Regions from separate parts of the Homo sapiens genome. Here regions 1 and 2 are each linked to region 3. Evidence: chromatin loops called from intact Hi-C (ENCODE). Cell type or tissue: heart right ventricle. All regions are shown on one strand. Links, peaks and the distances in the headings refer to the core of each region. The heading gives the core; the rest is flanking DNA.

What was found. Peaks named below come from ENCODE experiments on the same cell type or tissue, not always from the same donor. Only the 100,000 strongest peaks of a DNase experiment are listed, where the experiment ranks them.
Region 1: it touches region 3 in a loop (2.7-fold over the local background); 39 of 110 quality-filtered maps call a loop at or near these places.
Region 2: a loop joins it to region 3, with 13 times the contacts of the local background. A loop is called at or near these places in 104 of 110 quality-filtered maps.

Annotation. Positions count from the first base shown.
Region 1 is chr14:99,521,538-99,527,756 of GRCh38, reverse strand. CCDC85C (coiled-coil domain containing 85C) reads left to right here. Exons shown (of 6, transcript NM_001144995.2): 3 at 5,517-5,624. Among named protein-coding and RNA genes, the nearest start is that of CCNK, 43 kb to the right of the region's middle. RefSeq lists enhancers at 4,888-5,449, 5,450-6,009. In heart right ventricle, for the core only: CTCF peaks have their summits at 2,713 (motif pointing left) and 5,107 (motif pointing left); no DNase peak of the experiment used is centred there; H3K27ac peaks cover 4,245 bases.
Region 2 is chr14:99,727,968-99,733,950 of GRCh38, reverse strand. No RefSeq gene overlaps it. Among named protein-coding and RNA genes, the nearest start is that of CYP46A1, 47 kb to the right of the region's middle. RefSeq lists an enhancer at 1,530-2,389 and a silencer at 3,711-3,830. In heart right ventricle, for the core only: CTCF peaks have their summits at 3,605 and 3,817; DNase peaks (open chromatin) are centred at 1,610, 2,170, 3,260, 3,820 and 1 weaker place; H3K4me3 peaks cover 957 bases; H3K27ac peaks cover 1,633 bases.
Region 3 is chr14:99,882,150-99,888,368 of GRCh38, reverse strand. All of the region lies in intron 4 of EML1 (EMAP like 1), which reads right to left. Among named protein-coding and RNA genes, the nearest start is that of EML1, 92 kb to the right of the region's middle. RefSeq lists an enhancer at 4,178-4,715. In heart right ventricle, for the core only: a CTCF peak has its summit at 2,813; no DNase peak of the experiment used is centred there.

The DNA.
Region 1 (6,219 bases), core at 524-5,523, 360 kb after region 3:
GGCTCCCGGTGGGAAGCTGCCTGGGTCCTTGAGGGAGGTCTCCAGGGCTGCTGAGCTGGGTGGGCACTGGGCTGAGGGTTCTGCGTGGGTTGCACAGTTCTGAGGGTCAGCATGAGTCACCATGCCAGGCACCCTGGGCTGCAGCCAGATCCCTGCTGGACAGGGCCTGGGACTGGGGAGCTGCTGGGTGAACTCAGCTCCCACCTGTGCCCAGCCTCGAGACCCGTGGAGCCAGGCCCTTTAGGCACTGGCCACTCTCCTGCCAGCTCTCAGGTCTCCACATGGTTTCATTTCTGTCCCCTTCTCCCCGTCCTGAGACTGCCCGCCCCAGAATACCTGCCCCGCATTACCCTCCGGGGGTCTTCCACCCCATGCCCGAGCTGACACTAAAAAGTGTCTGTAGACACTGCGAGTTGTCCTCTGGGGGCATCACCCCCATTTGAGAACCAGTGACCAACTGTGTGCCAGCCCTGGGCTTGGGCTGGGAGGTGAACCACACCTGTCCAGCCATGCAGACAGACGATAAACCAACAACGTCATTACACAGTGCCAAGTCTACCTCCCCTTCCAGAGCAGCCCACAGGCATGACTGACGGACGTGTGGACACAAACCTCCTGCGTGCCCTCGTGGGAACAACTCTGGTGCAGTTCCCGTGGGGTCAAGTTGAGGCCTGTCTTCTGTGGAGGCCTCTGTGCTACGCTGCACAGCCCTGACCCCTGCCCTGTCCTGCATCCTCCCTGCTTTCTCTGCACTCTCCCTCTGAGGATCTCCGAGACGGATGACAGCTGGATCTCGGTGGGCTTTAGTTTGGGGCCGGACAGTGGAGCCCAGGCTAGTCTGTGGCCCCAGCTGCCCCTGGAGCTGCTGGGGCCCCTGGTGGGAGAATGGTCTCCCCAAGTCACGCATTCGAGCCTCTGCTTCCAGGTGGGTCCCCCAGCCCAGCCAGCTGAGGGTGCACTGTCTTCCAGCACTTCCTGGGTGGAGGTGTCAGCCTGATAGGCCACTGAGGCCCTGCGTTTATTACTCGGCACCCAGACCATTGATTACGCATCACTGACCAACCCTGGGAGCTCCCACAGTGCTTCGTCTTCCTGGAGGGAGGTCGCCAGGTCTTGGGGACGGGGTGTTCCCTGGGCCCTGGCCTTGCCCCCACTTCCTCTTCCTGGAGGGAGGTCGCCAGGTCTTGGGGACGGGGTGGTCACTGGGCCGTGGCCTTGCTCCCTGGGTCTCACCTCTCGCCTCCGTAGCCCCTGGGATGATGGCTTATCTGTGGGAGTGGGATTGGTGGGAAATGTGAACTGGAAGGAGCTCTCTCCAGCTCCCTGTCCTCCAACCTGGCTCCCATCCCAGCCTGGGGACTGCACAGTGACCACGGGGACCTGGAGACCATCTTAGCACACGCTCAGGGCAGAGGCATTGTTAGTGCCTGCAGGAGCTGCACGGGGCCTGGGCTCATGTGGCTTTTTCCTGCCCAGGTTCCCATTGCTCTGAGGGTGGATGTAGGCCCCTCCCTGCAGACGGCACCTTCAAGCTCTTCAGCTGCGGTGAAACTGGCCTCTTGTGACAGATCCCCTGGAGCCCCCACAGGCCAGAAGCAGGAGGGCACCTGACCCAGGAGAGTCTGGGCTGGGGGAGGCCTGTGTTGGGGTCCTCTCCCTGAGCCCCACAGTGTCTCCCAAGTCAGACACAGTCATTGGCATGACCTAAATTTGGGAGGGGGAGAGGGATGTGGCTGCGTTGCTGTCCACTGTGGTCCTGGACCCTGGCCACACCTGGCTGTCCGGCTGAGCCGAGCTGTGCTGTGCCACACGGTGCCAAGGGCCCATGCTCACCTGTCAGCCATCCTGGAGGGTGCTGAGGAGGGAGGAGCCTCGCAGGTCCCCACCCATCCCTGCACCGAGCACTGAGACACCGGTCCAGAGTCGCGCCAGGTGGCCCCTCCACGAGGACTCCTTCCCAGGGCATTCTGTATGAATCAGCCTGGGGCTTCGAGTCTGGTGGTCCAAGTGGTCACTTGCGGGCAGGCTGCCCAGGTGGGGACACAGGGCACCCCCTCTTCAGTGCCTGCCTCCACCCGCACCCCCAGCCCTCACTCCCCTTTAGTTGCAGCCTCCCTGATGGGGCACAGCGTGGTGCCTGGCACACAGGAGGCGCTCTGTTTGTGCCTCTCGGACACATAACCGATGCAGCACATTTGAGGGCCCAAAAGCTCTCTGGGAGCAGGAAGCAGGGTGACAGCAGCTCCCCTAAGCACAGCCCAGAAAGGCGCTTCCTGCCTGCAGCCACCCCACCCATCCTTTCCAAACAAGCAGCCTCAGGTGGGCAGGCTGGGGTGGGTGGGCTCTGTTTCCATGTCTTATCCTCTTTCTGTTCAGCATCCCCTCTGACAATGCTCCCTAGGGGTCACCCCAGGGTGGCCCCACATAGGCCCCCTGCAGCTTTGCAGGCAGGCATTCGCTGCAGGACGGGGTTCCCCTCTGGGGAGAAGGCTGGGCCGCACTGCAGAGGCCCAGAAAGGGCTGGGGAACAACTGGAGTTCACCCAGCGAGTCCTCGCTGGGCCCTGAGTTGGGCAGTGTTGCAGTGAAGGCCCTGGATACAGGCTGGAGGTGTCCTGAACTCCGGTCCTCAGTGGAAAAGGAGGCCCTGCAACCTCCTGGGTCTCTTCCTCCCTAGTCCAGGACACTCATGCTGCCCTCTGGAGGCTCTAGAAGTGAGTAATGCGGATTGGGCCTGGCCAGGGTGGAAGGGGCCACGCTGAGTGTTTGGCAGGGCTGGCCCCACCCTGTTAAGGATTCGGGAAATCTTGTTTGAGCTCTGAGCTGGCAGCTCTGTGTGTAAGATCCCTTCTCCCTGGGTCCTGAGGGAGCCACCCGAGGAAGACTGGGCAGGTGGGTGTTTCTGGGGAGCGGCAGTGGACCCCCTGCCTCCCCCTGAGGAAGGGCCAGCACCTTCCTTAGCTGGGGCTCTTCTCTGTGTGCAGAACAAGCCCAGCAGGTGATTTCAGCTCCTGCTTCCCCTCCTCGGGGAAATCCTAGGGAATCTCATTCTGCAAAGGCAGCGACCTGTCTCATAGCAGGATTTTTAATTTGGATTTAAGTGCAATAATGGTTACTCATTTGATGCGCCATTAGTCACATTGCCCCTTAATGAGAGATTGTGTGTTTTTCCTGCCTGGCTTTGTGGCTTGCTAATAAAGTTCTATGGACATGCAAATGTTTATAGAGGCTCACCGAAGGCAAGGGTGGGAATTGCGTGCAGCTAATTAAAAACCTCCCTCACGCTCACGCACACACATCTCCTCCCAGGGAAATTATCTGGGGGAGGGGAGGGGACGGCAGCACAAACCTGCGTTTTCGGTAACAGCACGTGGGAGCCCATTTGGTCGAGGGCCAGAGAGGATGTGGAGGAAGGGACGCCGGAGTCCAAACAGAAGCTGAGCAGGGCAGGGCAGGGCCGGCTGAAGGGGAGGGCAGCTGTTCCAATCCCAGGTGTACCCTTCCTGGCTGTGTGGCCCAGTAGTCAGACTGTGTGTATGTGCACGCACGCATTCAGAGTGTGTGCTGGCTTAGAATGCATTCTCCATTGGAGAAGATTTTGTAACTCTCTTACTGTTGCAGAGTCCTGGCCAAGAAAATCAGGTGGTTTGGAATTTTCGCCCTTAAGTGGAGCTAGGGGTACATCTCTCAGGAGAGGTGACCCAGAGAGGCATGGGTGGCTCTGATGGGGTGGGGGGAGGGGTGTCACTCATGGTTGGGGGAGGGTGAGTGCTGGGCCTAGGGGTGGGGGCTGTAGCCTCTTCCTCTTTTTGGTACCTGGTGGGTGGGGAGGGGGCTTTCCTTGATCTGACCTCCACCTGCGGGCCGTGAGTGCCTCTAGTTAACCTAGGCAGGGTCAGCCAGGGTTAATGCCGTGGTCAGGGCATGGCAGTCCCATTTGATGGTTCAGGGCTGTGCCCAAGGCCCCCGTGCTGAGACCCCTTTGTGATGCTCGCCAGGGTTATCTAAAACCCATCACACTTTGGGGGCCCTGCAGGAAGGTTGGTTCCCACTTCTCTGTCTCTCCTTTATGTCCCTCCCTGACCTTGGACCACACCCAGGTCCTCCCTGAGGCCCAGGAAGCAGCTCCCAGCCTCCAGTGCCCGGCTGCCCTGGCTGACCGGCGTCTGGTGGGCGTGGGCTATTTAATGAGGGGAGTCAGTGCCGGATCCCTGCTTTCCTGTCTTGGCTCCGTGGGAGCTGGTAATAGAGCATCCACTTGCCTCCTCACCCCCGCAGGACACGGCTGTTTGCTGGCCCTTGAGCCAAGCTCTTGAGACCTCCCAGCCCCAGTGGGGGGCCTGGCCAGGGCTCTGATGGGGCTGGGAGAACACAAGAGCTGGACCTCAGTGAGGCTGGGGCTTGTGAGAAGTGCGGGGCCAGGTCCAGCTTTTGAGGGAGGCAAGCAGGGTGTGTGTGGGATCTTTCACAGCCAGGCCGAGGGGCTGGTGAGTGGAACTGGGACCCCAGACATGGCTGCAGCCTGTCCTGCCTTCCTTGCCCCTGCCCCAGCCCAGCCCCAGCCTGGGCCTCCCCTGCCCCTGCAGTTTGTTTGGGTAACTCAACAGCCTGCTGATTTATGGGACATTCCGCAGGGTTTTATCTGCCCAGCCACTTTCTCTCAGTTCCTTTGAAGTAGAAAAGGGTGTTTCGGCCAGAAACACCCAAAACCCTTTAGTGATGCAGAAAGAAAAGAAAGGCCGGGCCTTCTGCTGGGCCGGGCCAGGGGAGGGGCACTGTGGGACTGACCAGAGAAGTTTATGGGACCTGTGGATTCATTCTGGCTCCTGGTCCCAGCCCCAGCCCCAAATTCTGGGGGTCGGTGGTGTTTGCTTTGCTCTTAAGCAAAGGGTCTAAGGCCAAGCCTTCCTCCCTCCCTCCTGTGTGCAGGAGTTAGTTACAACCCCACAGCTTGCACGAGTTCTCAGGGATTCAGAGGCAGCACCCAGGACCTGCTTTAGGAGCTCCCTGCCCATCCGATGGGGGAGGCAGCCTGGGCGGAGCATCCCGAGAGAGCCCCGAACCCGTGGGAGGTGGGAGGCCTCGCCTGTGGATGTGGCCCCATCTGCTGCCGATGGCTGGCCCAGGCCCTGTGAGTGGTGCCGTCTGTGCAGGGACCCAAGGGCAGGAAGTTGGAGCGGAGGAGCCAGGGTGAGTCACGGGGTGGGAGAGACACTCTCTCCTCACTCGCTCTCACTGGCTCTTCTTCATTCATTCATTCATTCTGTTTATTCAGCCATCCAACAAATGTTTACAAAGCCCACGTTGGAGAGTGGATCGCTGACATTTGAGCTGGGGAGAGTGAAGATCGATTGATCCCGGCTCGGGGGATGGATAAGCGGTGTGGAGGGGAGGGTGGAGGGGTCCTCCGGGGCCGTGCCTTTGAGCAGCCCCTGCTGCCGTGAGGAGCCATGCCCAGGGCCCTTGTCCTCCTCAGCCTGGCCCTCCGTCTAACCCCTCTCCTTCTCTCCCCTGCAGCAGGCAGGCTCCGGAGAGTTCCGCACGCTGCGGAAAGGCTTCTCGCCCTACCACTCGGAGTCCCAGCTTGCGTCCCTGCCGCCCTCCTACCAGGACTCCCTGCAGAACGTGAGTGTGCACCCCAAAAAAGCCCACATGTTCTGGATGAGGGGCTGAGGCTCAGGCGGGCCAGTGACCTGCCCGGAGGGGCACAAGGATCTGGGTGCCTGAGTTCAGCCCCAGCCCTAGGCCCTGTGTCCGTGTCCCATCCAGTGTGGCAGTTAGAGGCGGAGCCCCAGGTGGGTTGACACTGCTGGAGGTGCGGGGCAGTCTCCAGAGGCCACGTGCGCAGGGCTGCCCGTGCCTAGCCCCTGTCCCTCTGAGCAGCTCATTAGCCTGTGCCACTCCTTGGCCACGGTGGGGAGAGGGTACCCGGCCAGCCCTGGAGCTTGGGGTTCAGGTTTGTGGATTCTGCACTGAAATGACCAGCCTGATGCCTCCAGGGGTATCCTCTGCCCCTACCTGGCTGACCTGGCCTGGAGGGAATGGGGTGGGCGGCTTGGAGCCAGCTCCCGGGAAGTGGAACCTAGCTCAGGACTGTGCCCTGTAGATAGATATGATGGCAGTGGGGAGCCACAGGAGTCCAGGCCCACTTGCCCTCCTAGGACTGGGGGCCTTGCCTTGTGGGACTTCACGCCTCCAGGAGCCTTGGTGGGTGTGTAGC
Region 2 (5,983 bases), core at 984-5,983, 150 kb after region 3:
TCCTGAGGCCACTGCACATGTGCAAGAATGTGTGTAAGTGGATGTGTGTGTGATGCCTGTGTGTCCACTGGGACACGTACACAGGTGCAGTGGGCACGTGTGGGAGAGTGTGTGCATGCAAGGATGTGTAAGTGAACGTGTGTGATGATGCACGTGTGTGCACGGGTGCATGGCAGCGGGCACATGTGTGGGGGAGTGCGTGTGCATGTGAGAATGTGTGGGTGTGTGTGCCCATGGGAGCTTGTGATGTCCACGTGCGGGAGTGTGTCTGCGTGTCGGGTGTGTGTGTGCATGATGCGCCTCCTGCAGCTCACCCTGAAGCTGCAACAGTTTGTGTGCCCGCTGGCCCCCGAGGGCTCACCTATGTGTGATTTGGCTGGTCTCAATAGCTACTCCACGGTCACCATGATGGGGCAGGTGCTGCAGGGGCCTGAACAAGCTCTGGGGGCAGCCTCTCAGGGCCCACAGGCTTGTGGGTGGAGGGCGCTGGTGAAGGAACTGAGGTCAGGAAGGAAGGGCAGGTGGTCAGCGAGGACCTCTGAGAGTCATCCACACAGAGACCTGGGAAGTGAGGAATGGGGATGGGGATGGATAGGATAAGATGGGCCTAGCGGTGGGAAAGAGCTCGGGCACCCAGGAATGGTTCGAGATGGCCAGACAGTGGTGTGAAATCTGGTCGGGCAGGAGTTGGGGTCATTGGAAGGGCATGGGGCAAAGGGAGGGGCACACATATACTGATGCCTGTGGGGCCCAGCCCAGAGCCAGTGCCCTTCCTGGGTTCCCTGAGACACCACAGCATCATGCCACTTCCCAGGGGAGGCTCTGCAGTGACTGCTCACCCACGGTGTGCCCAGGCCCCTCCCCGGCTGCCACCGCCTGGAGGAAGGCCAGTCCCTGGGTTCCCACACTGTTTGGCCAGCCAGCACCAGCACTGGCGGGAAAGTGTCCCTGGAGGGACAGAGGAGGGTCAGTGATCAAAGGTGGAGGGGCAGCCAAGTGTGGCGGGGGTCAGGGAAGAGGCCCCGCTTCCCACCCGTACCTCCCCCACCGCTGACACCTGCTGCCCCGCACTCACCCGGCCCTGGCTGGGCCTCAGGAGTGCAGCCTCTCCCTGCTGGAGACCCCTCAGACTTGGGTTCCCCCTGTACACAGAGCCAGGACAGGTGAGGAGCAGGGAGCCTCACGTGGGGCCTTGGTGGCCACGACTTGAAGGACAATGGATGTCCACACTGGATGGCCCCAAGCTCCTGGCTGTGTGGCCTTGGGCAGGTTAGCCCATCTCGCTGGACGTGGGGTGAGGACAGAACGCATGCCACACGGCAGGGGCCCAGCCCACGGCGACGCGTCTGATGTTTGTCCACTGCCTTGGGTTCAAAGAGACACCTCCTTGTAGTCCAGGTCAGGCCTGACACACCAGCTCCACACAGAGCATGAGACACACACGGATGTGGAGACTCATCCGCACAGCCTCACACACTGGGGGCCAGACAGATACCCGGAGACAAGGGAACAGGAACACGAAGAGGTACGGAGAGACACGCAGAGACACACATCTGCACGTGGGGCTCACATGCACGCACACACGTGCACCTGCTCCAGCAAAGCTCTGCGAGCTGGTTCCAAACACCCAGGGCCCCCTGTCCAGCCCAGGCACCCCTGACTGACCGCTGCCTGGGTGGCCTTGGGCAACCCTCCCAGCGTCCAGGCTCCCAGCCAGGAAAGAAGCCCGCGAGGCGCATGCAGCTGCACCGGGTGTTCCTGGGCTGAGGGTGTGGGCAGCTCCTGGCTTCCTTGGGCTATCCCCTCACCTCTGGGGTGGCGGCCAAGGAGCCACTGTCATTTGGGAGGGGGCAGGGAGGTGATGGGGAGGCCTCCCAGGTTCAGGCTCCTGGGCTCAACAGCAGGGGCAAGGGCCCCAGGGACAGCCCACCGCACCCTCTGCCCTCTGGCCCTGAGATGGGGCAGGCCGCCACCTCTCGGAGCCTCGTCTGTAGCACAGGGGCCTGGAGGTACAGGAAAGCTGGCTCAGGGTTGGCCGTACAGCGCGCCCAACAGTTGACGCTCATGGCCAGCACAGTGTGACTCGAATCATCGGGGATCCTCACCCAGTGTCTGCCACTGGCCGATGGGCTCTTGCCCTGGGCCCAGGGTGCTCCTGTGCGGGCTGCTGCTCATGCCGGTCTCTGCCTGGCCTCGCCCTGGGCCCATGGAGCCCCATCCAGGGCAGGCTCCAAACGGGATGCAGCTAGCAGGTGTCCTGCACAGGGACCTGCAGCCTTACCCTTGGCACCCAGAATTAGCAGGCTGCCTCCCGCAGGGTGGGGGGGACCCCTCTGCCTGGCCACCCGGGGTCTGGTCCCCGCAGGGGCTGCCCAAGAAGTGAGCACCAGGTAGGTGACTATGGTTTTCTCTGGTGAGAAGGATTTACTGGGGAGAGGCTGCGTTCCAGAAGAAATGAGTGTTTTTAAAGCTCCAAGCCAAGGCAGGGCCTTGACTCTGTCCCTCCCCACCCCTGGCCCTGGATTCAGAGAAATGACCCTCCCTCCCACTGTGAGTCCCCTTCCGTCTGCCAGAAATACCCCCAGTGACTGCCGGGGAGGGTGCGGGTGGGGGTGGGGGTTATTTTTGGACATCCAGAGATGCCTGAGGCTGGAGCCCGGGGTGAGGCTGGAGCCCGGGGTGAGGTCCGGAGCCCAGGGTGAGGTCTGGGCAGATGTGAATTTAGTCACTCCAACTGACTGGACCAGCATAAGGCGCTCGGTGCCCGCTCAGCCAGGACTGCCAGGAGGGGCCGGCTCAGGCTTCTGCCAAGTCCCATCCAGAACCTTCCCAGGTGGGCAGCTAATTGCTGGGACACAGGGCATGGTCCTCTGTCTACCCACATTGGCTGTCACTGAAGCCCAGCAGAGCCACCGCCTCCAGCCCCAGCACCCAGAGCACAGAGGAAGAAAACCTCCCACCTGGCCATAGCTGGGCCAAGGCTCTCACCCCACACCCGGCAGCCCAAGGTTCCTGAAGCCACCCCCAACCCAGCCTAGGCTCCTAGGCACCCTAGAGGGCTGGGCCAGCTCAGGGTCTCCAGCCGCAGGTCGCTAGGGCAGAGGGCAGGGAGGTTTCCAAAGGTTTTCAGAGTTCAGCAGCTCAGCCCTGGGTAAGCTAGTGCCTGGGGAAGGCGGGCCCCCAGGAATGTGCAGGCTGGAAGCCTCCTGCCGGGACGCGAGCGTAGATCAAACACGTCCAGGTTTACAGAGAAGGGGACAGGCTCAGAAAAGGCTGCCACTGGCCGAGGTCACAAGAGAGGGAGTGGCAGGGCAGGGCGGGGCCCGCAGTCTCTGGAGCCGCTTAGTGAGGGCATCCCCCGGGCCTCCCCGGTGGCAGCAGCAGCCTGCACCCCGCCCGAGCCCCCCGACCCCACGCACTTCCCGCCAGAGCTGCGCGTTCCCGCCCGGCGCGCCTCCCGGCCGGCCTGCCAGCGCCCCAGACCCAGGCCCGGCTCCCGGCGAGGCCTGCGGACCCACCCGCCAAGCGACCGCTACACCCGCCCGGGGGGCCGTGCCTGCGCCCCCAGCAGCTGCCAGACCTCACCGCGCCTCGGGAGCCCCATCTGTGAAATGGGGGTGGCTATCCCACCCCTACGCCGTGGCCAGAGCTTGCCACTGCCGACCCCCGGCCTCCCCGCTGACCCCGCTTCCGGGAGCGGGGCTGGCGTCCCCTCGGCCCACCCACTCCGCGCCTCGGGACCCTCCGCGCCTGGGGCCGGCGCCGCCCGCTCGGCCTGGGCGGGAGGGCGAGCCCGAGCTCTGCGCCAGCGCGCCACCGTGCGGGTCTTCCGGGGACTGCGCCGCCTTGCCTGCAGAAAAGCCCTCCCTTCCCTGCAGGTGACAATGACCAGACTCACAGTGCCAGAGCCCGACCCTCGTGTGGACACTAATTCCCCTCCAACCCTAGGAAGTGGGTCCTATTATTTGTCCTCCCTTACAGATGGGGAAACTGAGGCCCAGGCAGGTGGGGGCAGGATTTGACCCCAGGTAGCCTTGCTGCACAGCCTTGGGTTTAATCCTATCCATCTTGCCTGGGTCCCGGGGGTCAGCTTCACCTGGACTGGCGGCACCGGCCCATGCACATTGGGATCTACTGGGAGACTTAAAAAGAAAACAGTTGGGCCAGGCGCGGTGGCTCACGCCTGTAATCCCAACACTTTGGGAGGCCTAGGAGGGTGGATCATCTGAGGTCAGGAGTTCGAGACCAGCCTGGCCAACATGGTAAAACCCCGTCTCTACTAAAAAAATATATTAAATACAAAAATTAGCTGGGCGTCATGGCACATGCCTGTAATCCCAGCTACTCCAGAGGCTGAGGAACCCAGGAGGCGGAGGTTGCAGTGAGCAGAGATTGTGCCACTGCACTCCAGCCTGGGCAACAAGAGTAAAACTACATCTCAAAAAAGAAAAAAGAAAAAGAAGAGTTTCTGGGCCCCACCCCAGAGGCTGATTCACCTGGCCCAGGTGGCTTCCCCATGCAGCATGGACTGAGAGCCACCTGCCCCTCACAGAAAGCCCAGTCTATGGAAGAGGAAGTGGCTCAGAAAGGAAGGGCAGGATGGCCCCACCGGCAGTGACAGTGGGGCTGGGGGGTTCTGGCTCTGCACTTCCCAGCCATCTGGGATTCCTGGGGCGTGCAGAAGACAAGCCCAGGCCTGCAGGGATAGGGCATGCTGAGCCTGTGGAAGGCCACTGGATGCAAAGGGCCATGGGTTCAAGTGCTGACTCCACTATGGCCCAGCTGTGGCTCTGGCCTGGACTTCCCCATCTGTGAAATGGGGCATAGTTGGCTCCTGTTTCCTGGCAGGATTTGAAGAAATCATGGTGTGAAGGCTCAGGCTCAGCAACAGACAGATATTTGCCAAATCAGGGGATGGTCAAGCCGGGAACTTGAAGTCTCTGGAGGGAGCCGATCCCTCCAGGCCCCTCCAGACAATGCTGGGTTGCATTGCTGCAGTACTGAGGCTTGGTGGCCTGTGGCCCTTTTAGATGGACTGTGAAGGAGGTGCTGTACTGTGGGGACTAGGCCCAGCCACAGCAGGAGGCAGAGGGCATGGACTGTGGGAAGCGTGGGCAGGTGTGTGGGTACTGGTGAACCTCAGAGACTCAGAGAAGGGCTGCAGAGGGCGGAGTGGGGGGCACAGCAGAGCAGGTCGGGGAACAGTGCCCAGCTGGGGGCTTGGGAACAGGACGCTGGGAGACAGCAGCATTTGGGGTGGCTGTGGGAAGGGGCTGCTTCTGGCCAGGGATGAGTTTGACCAGGTGGCTGGAGGCTGAGCCCGGGCATACCATTCTCAAAGTGAGTGGTGAGTTTGGGGGCCCCTCAGACAGCGAGCTGGAAATGGAGAGGGTGGAGGGTGCAGCTTGATGATGGGCTGGCCAGGTGCCCACGTGGTCAGGCGAGGTGCTAGGGGAGCAGGAGGACCCTCGCTCTGCAAGAACGCTGCAGTTCTCGAGGCATCCCGGGGCCCGACCCTCTGCCCAGAGGCCGGGGTGTGCATTCTCAGGGCCCACCTGGGCTGGGGAGAGGGGCAGGCTGGGAACCCAGACACTTGTCTCCTCCATTCTCAGAGCCACACCAGGCCCCACCTGTACTGAGCATGTCACTCCCGCCCCTGAGTCTCAGTTTCCTTATCTGCTTGATGGGACCATCCCTTGGAGCTATCATTCAAGACTGCGGCAAGGACCGAAGGAGGCCAACAATGCACATCACGGGCCGGCACACATCTGTGCCTTCCCTGTTTGGGGAGGGGGTCTTCCCAGGGGGCACATGGCCCAGGCAGGGGAGAGGGCAGCTTTTTCTTTTTTTTTTTTTAGACGGAGTCTCACTGTCGCCCAGGCTGGAGTGCAGTGGTGCGATCTGGGCTCACTGCAACCTCTGCCTCCCCGGTTCAAGCGATTCTCCTGCTTCAGACTCCAAGTAACTGGAATTACAGGCACCC
Region 3 (6,219 bases), core at 534-5,533:
GAACTTGCCCTAGAGACAGAAAAAAGCAATTATGAACTATGTTCTTCCTGCAAAGAGAAAATCCGCAAGGGAATCTGAACGCTTCATACAGGGAAGCTCGTGGACCTTCGACACTGAAGAACTGTAAGAGGAAGAATGAAAGATTTCTATTAACAGATTAGGTAGCAGGAATGTTAACAACTAAGGTCATTGAGAGAGGAGGTATCAGGTGGTACTAAAATGCTTACATTTCTTTAAATCATGCTCTAAACAATGTATCACTTTGTGGTATGCTGTATTTAGAAAATATACTACTGCTACATTTTATTATTTTAGAAAGTTGAGTTTTTATTGAAAAAAACCCAGCTTATTTGTTTAGAACCCATTACTCCTGCCAATGCACCACCACCTTTTCTAAAAGGCAAGCCTGGGAGGAGGTAATTTCACTCTTGCATGCAAATCTTGGCATATAAGCCCACAAAATGATGACAAATCTTCTGAACAACTGATAGAAAGGCAAACACACAGATGTGCAGTGATAACCAGAAGAGAACATTGAAGCCACCGTGGCCTCTCAACAAAGTCTGTTGACGGGAGCTGTATGCAGAAAGTGCATCTCTCCAGAACGCACAGCCACTCAAATTGAGAGTGGGTCCTTCAGACCCAGCACTATTTTGAAACATGCTTGGGCGGTGAATTCACTTGGAGTGGGAGATGATCGCTTCTCAAGGTGTTACGTAATTCATCTCTGATTCCCCATTTCTTGATGTGAGCTCGGTGGAAAAAATTAAGTGGGTGACTTAACATCCCCTCAGCAGCTGGGGTGTGGCTCCATGGCGGTGGCGGGGTGCGGGGGAGAATGCCCAGTCCTGTCCTAGGAAGGGTGAAGGAGCACCAGCTGCAGAATGAGGCTCCATTCATCCCTTGCCCAGTGTGGAGTCAATCAAGATGTCCTGCACCTGCCCCTGAAGCCCATGACAGAACTAAGCCTGGAGGAGAGAAAGGATTTGCCCCCCCGGTGAACAAACTCTCAGCGCTTGGCTATTCTGGTGTTAAGTTGTGGCCAATATCTCCAAGACGAACTCCAGCACAGTTCTTATTGCTTATAAGAAGGAGATTTGCTGAAAGAGCTCGGCTGTATGCTCCCTTGAGCTGAATGGTTCGAGAGCTGATATAAGATATAAGCAGTCGTGGAGACTCAACGGAGGATGAGGTACATTTGAATCTTCACCAGACCAGCAGCTGTATGGGGAGATGGCAGGAGAACACTAGACATCTGCCCCAAGGAAAAACTCACACCAACAGACAGCAGTGCAGTCAACCAACAGACAGCAGTGCAGTCTGAGCTGGGAGGCTCACACCAACAGACACCAGTGCGGTCAACACCGCAGAGGCAGCTGTGAACACGTATGTCTAAGTCCAAATCCCTGAATGTGTTCACTGTGGACTTTGGGCACAGGGATGGTCTAAGAGTGGTTGGTTTTTACTCATCTGATAAAGCTCCTATTTGCTGCACCATAGACTGGCATTTATAAGGAGGAGAGTCCAGTGGACGACGTGTCCAGGCTGCAACTCAACAGATATTCACTGTGCCTCAGAGCGGGGATCTGCTCTTATCTCTTTCATCTACATTAACTAACCTAACCCCATGTTCCTGAAAGGGGGCTCTGGGGCCAGATCTTGCAGGTCTTCGACACGTGGTGACATGTGTAAGAAGTCCTGGGCAACTAGGATCAGAGTGGAACTAATAGGAGCCACGTGCTGTTTGAGCAGAGATACTTGCTTTTGAAAGTGATTAATAAGGCTTGATAGAGGAGGAGTCCATTCCAAAGTTAAACATGTGATTTCCCTACAATTTATTAATCCAGAACAACTTTGGCTCTTGGAATAACATGACTTCTTTTTGTTTGAGACAGGGTCTGGCTCTGTCGCGCAGGCTGAAGTGCAGTGGTGTGATCTCGGCTCACGGCAACCTCCACCTCCTGGCTCAAGCCATCCTCTCACCTCAGCCTCCCAAGTATCTGGGACTACAGGCATATGCCACCAAACTCGGCTAATGTTTAGATTTTTTGTAGAGACAGGGTTCCGCCATGTTGTCCAGGCTGGTGTCAAACTCCTGGCCTCAAATGATCTGCCTGTCTTGGCCTCCCAAAGTGCTGGGATTCCAGGTGTGAGCCACTGGGCTCAGCCACATGACTGCTTTTAAAAATGACTTCACGTGATGAAATAAAGTTCCTGCTGGAAGTCAGAATACTCCACCATGGAAATAATGACTCTACAAAAATTGTCCTTAAGCAGCTTTTTATTAGAAATAGGGTCATTTAAGAACCATCTATTCAAAATGTTTAGAAGTTGCTGGAGACTTTATTTGGGACAAAAGCGACTGCTTCATAGACATTTCCAACCAATACTTCCCAGCTTAACATGGTGGAAGGAGCACAGATTTTGAGGCCAGCTGGATCCGTGTTCTAGGGCTTGGGTGAGGGGCTTCACCTCCACCAGCTTAACCTCCTTAATCTAAAAATGGGAATACAACCACTGTGAGGAACAGGTTATTGGCACGATTAAATAAGATATGTTACAATGCGTCCAACATGTTATTAATTAATATGGCTTCCCTCTTCCTCCTCCTTTCACTGCAAAAACCTTTGTATTTCCAGACTCCTCAGCTAACAGTCTCAAAACTAAAACAATATGAAGAATATTAGCACTTATCATTTTGAAATTTATTAAAACATAAATGACCCCATGGCTTGAAGAGTGAAACATTTTTTTCAGTAAAAAATGCGTAAGTCTCATCTTCCAGTGTAAAATGTGGTGTTAAAATTGTCTACCCATAGGTGGTGCTGTTTACATAGTTCTTGAATGGCTGTGGCTTTCAAATGAAATGCAGTCATGGGCTAGACACGGGTGTTTCTGTCAATGATGGACCACATAGATGTCTGTGGTCCCACAAAATTATAATACTGTATTTTTATGGTATCTTTTCTATGTTTAGATACACCAATATTTAACACTGTGTTACCACTGCCTGCAGTATTCCCTATAGTCATGTGCTGTACAGGTCTGTAGCCCAGGAGCAGCAGGCTAGACCATCAGGCTGGACCATGAAGGTTTCTGTAAACACACACTCCATGATGTTCACACAATGAGAAAACACCTAACAATGCATTTCTCAGAATGTGCCTGTCATTAAGTGATGCCTGATCGTATACAATATCCTTCCATCCATTCAACAAATAGTTATTGAGCACTCATGTTCACCAAGTGCTGTGTAAAGTACTAGAGATACAAAGAATAAGAATGGCACGGCCTGGGCCTCCAGAGCCTAAGGGAGGGCAAGCGGTGTGTGCAGCATGGTGAAGGGAGGAGAGCTACAGAGTCACAGATAAAGTTAACAGGCAGTTACGACACCATCTGAAAAGCACTGCTCTCAGACTAGAGAGCCAGGGGAGGCTCCCAGAAAAAGGGGATCCTGAGTTGGGTCTCGAAGGATGAGCTGGAGTTCATCAAAAACAGTCACCTTCCCTGCCCCCACCCCCAGTTCCAGATACATCCACCTGTCACTTGGGAGAGGGGAAAACCCCTCCTCCTCCTAGGTGCTAGAAGGTGTTTGCCTTAGAACAATTCATTAAGCTACGAATTTGCTTGTGTGGTTTTCTGCATCTGTGCTTTATTTTATAGTAAAGTAAAAAGAATTTTCTAAATATGTTATCTTCTTACTTAGATCGGCATGTCTTTAATTAGGTCTGGGCTTGATTGCCTATTCATGAGTTAAGGGCCACTGGTATTTCCTTCTCAGTGAGCGCCTGTGCAGACCCTTTACCATTTTTCTATTCCGTGGATTATCTTGTTCTCCCATTTGTGAGTCCTTTGGGAATTAAGCAAAGCAGCCCTGCAGGCATTGTGCCACTGACATTTGTTAGGAGAATGAGTCTTTCTGTGCTGCTCCTTCCCACTCCCTGCCATGCCTTGGACTACGTTCTGTACACAGCAGGTGCTCCATAAGTCCAGCACAGCAGTGAAACTGAAAGAGCAAGGTGAGAACAATTTTCAGAATTTCTGATTCCTCGCTTTTCAGGCTGGGATAAAGACAGAAACAGGCGCTGGGGAATTCCAAGACATCCCCAAGAAAAAAAGCCCTGCAAGCAGGGGAGTGGGAGGGACACAAGTGTGCAGGCCTCAACTCCAACAGTCTGGGATGCAGACATGACACTCACAGCTGCCACTGTGGCGAGCCGACCGCAGACCAGCTCTGCACTGAGGCTCCTATGCATGGGATCTTAGGCACCCTGTGAGGCAGGTACCACTTTTACTGCTACTGAGGAAAACCCCAAAGAGATTAAGTCACTTGTTCACAATGACAAAGCAAAGCAGCAGAGCTGGGATTAACACTTGGCTGTGGCAATAAAGGCCCATCATTTTAACCTTCTTTTGTTATAGTGATCAGGGCAAAAAGATTCATTCGACTAATGCTTGTTGAGCACCTACTGTGTGCTGGGCATTGTTCTAGATGGTGGCCTGGTCTGAGTGGATTAGTGAAACTTGTTTGGTACTTAAACGTCCAACTGAAGTACTTCGGGCTGGAAACATGATGAACCACATCTAAAATAACATTGCAAGAGTGCATTTATTCACACAAAGACATGCTCATTTAGCAAATGAAGAAGGGATCACAAAATATGCACAAGAATGGCATTTATGTCAAAATTATACACTACACTCATACAGCACCCTGCAAATAAAAGTCCACGTGGAAATGTAATGACTGTTGGCTGTGAGTTCGCTGAGTGGTGAGACTGCAGGTGATTGTTGTTTCTTCTTTTTAGTGCATCTAGATTTTTTTTTTTTTTTTTTTGAGGAAGGGTCTCATTCCCATTGCTCAGTCCGGAGTACAGTGGTATGATCGCAGCTCACTGTAGTCTCAGCCTCCCAGGCTCGAGCAATCCTCCCACATCAGCCTCTCAAGTAGGTGGGACTACAGGTATGTGCCAACACGCTCAGCTAATTTTTGTATTTTTTGTAGAGATGGGGTCTTGCCATGTTGTCCAGGCTGGTCTTGAATTCCTGGGCTCAAGTGATCCACCCGCTTCGGCCTGCTGAAGTGCTAGGATTACAGGAGTGGGCCACCACGCCCGGCCTAGATTTTCTAAAACAAGTTACTTGTATAATAAATAAATGGCCTCAAAAAAGGAAAAAAGTTGTGCTGGGGAAAAGTGCGCAATGTGTTGGAGAGGCATGCGTGTCAGGGCACAAAAGGGAATGAGGAGCTGGTGGATGAAGGGCCCAGAGCCCCAGCCAAGGAGTACTGTTGAGCCGACGGCAGCAGTGATGCTATCGTAAAGGAAAAACAACTTTGCGCCCTGAAGAGCCCTGAGATGAAATAGTCACCAAATGCTAGAGCTTTAGAAAGGACAGGCGCTCAAGGTGTCCAGCCCAGTGGTTCTCGACCTGACAGCTGTACTACGGGGCTGTCTGATCCCGGGGTTGAGGGGGCACAACACAAAAGGGCACCACACCTAACATGCCAACGTCTTCACTATTTTGAGGTGGGTTTTTTTTTTTTCATGTTTGTTGACTCCAAAGATGGGCAGTTTATATCAAACTTGTCCAACCCACAGCCCACAGGCCACATGCGGCCCAGGACGACTTTGAATGTGGCCCAACACAAATTTGTAAACTTTCTTAAACATGAGATTTTTTTGGCAATTTTCTTTTTTTTTTTTTTTTTTTTTTTTTTAGCTCATCAGCTATCATTATTGTTCGTGTATTTTGTGTGTGGCCCAAGACAATTCTTTTAATCTGGGGAAGCCAAAAGTCCAGGGAGGCCGAAGTCCAGGGACACCCCTGATTTATACATATGTGACAACAAAGTTTCTAGCACATGACTGAAACATCCTTATTCTAACAAAATCAACTCATTTCAACAACTTTCAGTAAAGCTGAAACAGTGTCTTGCTTATAGAGCTGACATAGCTCATTCCCTTAAGACTTACAAAAGGGGAACCAGTTTGATAATTGAAATGCTTTATCAATCTAGCAACATCTAACATGAACCGTGCTTCTAAATAAGCAGCCAATTTTCTATCAGGTATAAAATACTTTTTTAATTGAAAAATATCTCCATCAGATTAGTTCACTGGCTACATTTTACAAGCCTTCCATCACGATGTTATTGCCAATTCTCTATTTAAATGTAGTATTTCATGATGACATGAATCACTATGTAATTATTAACGT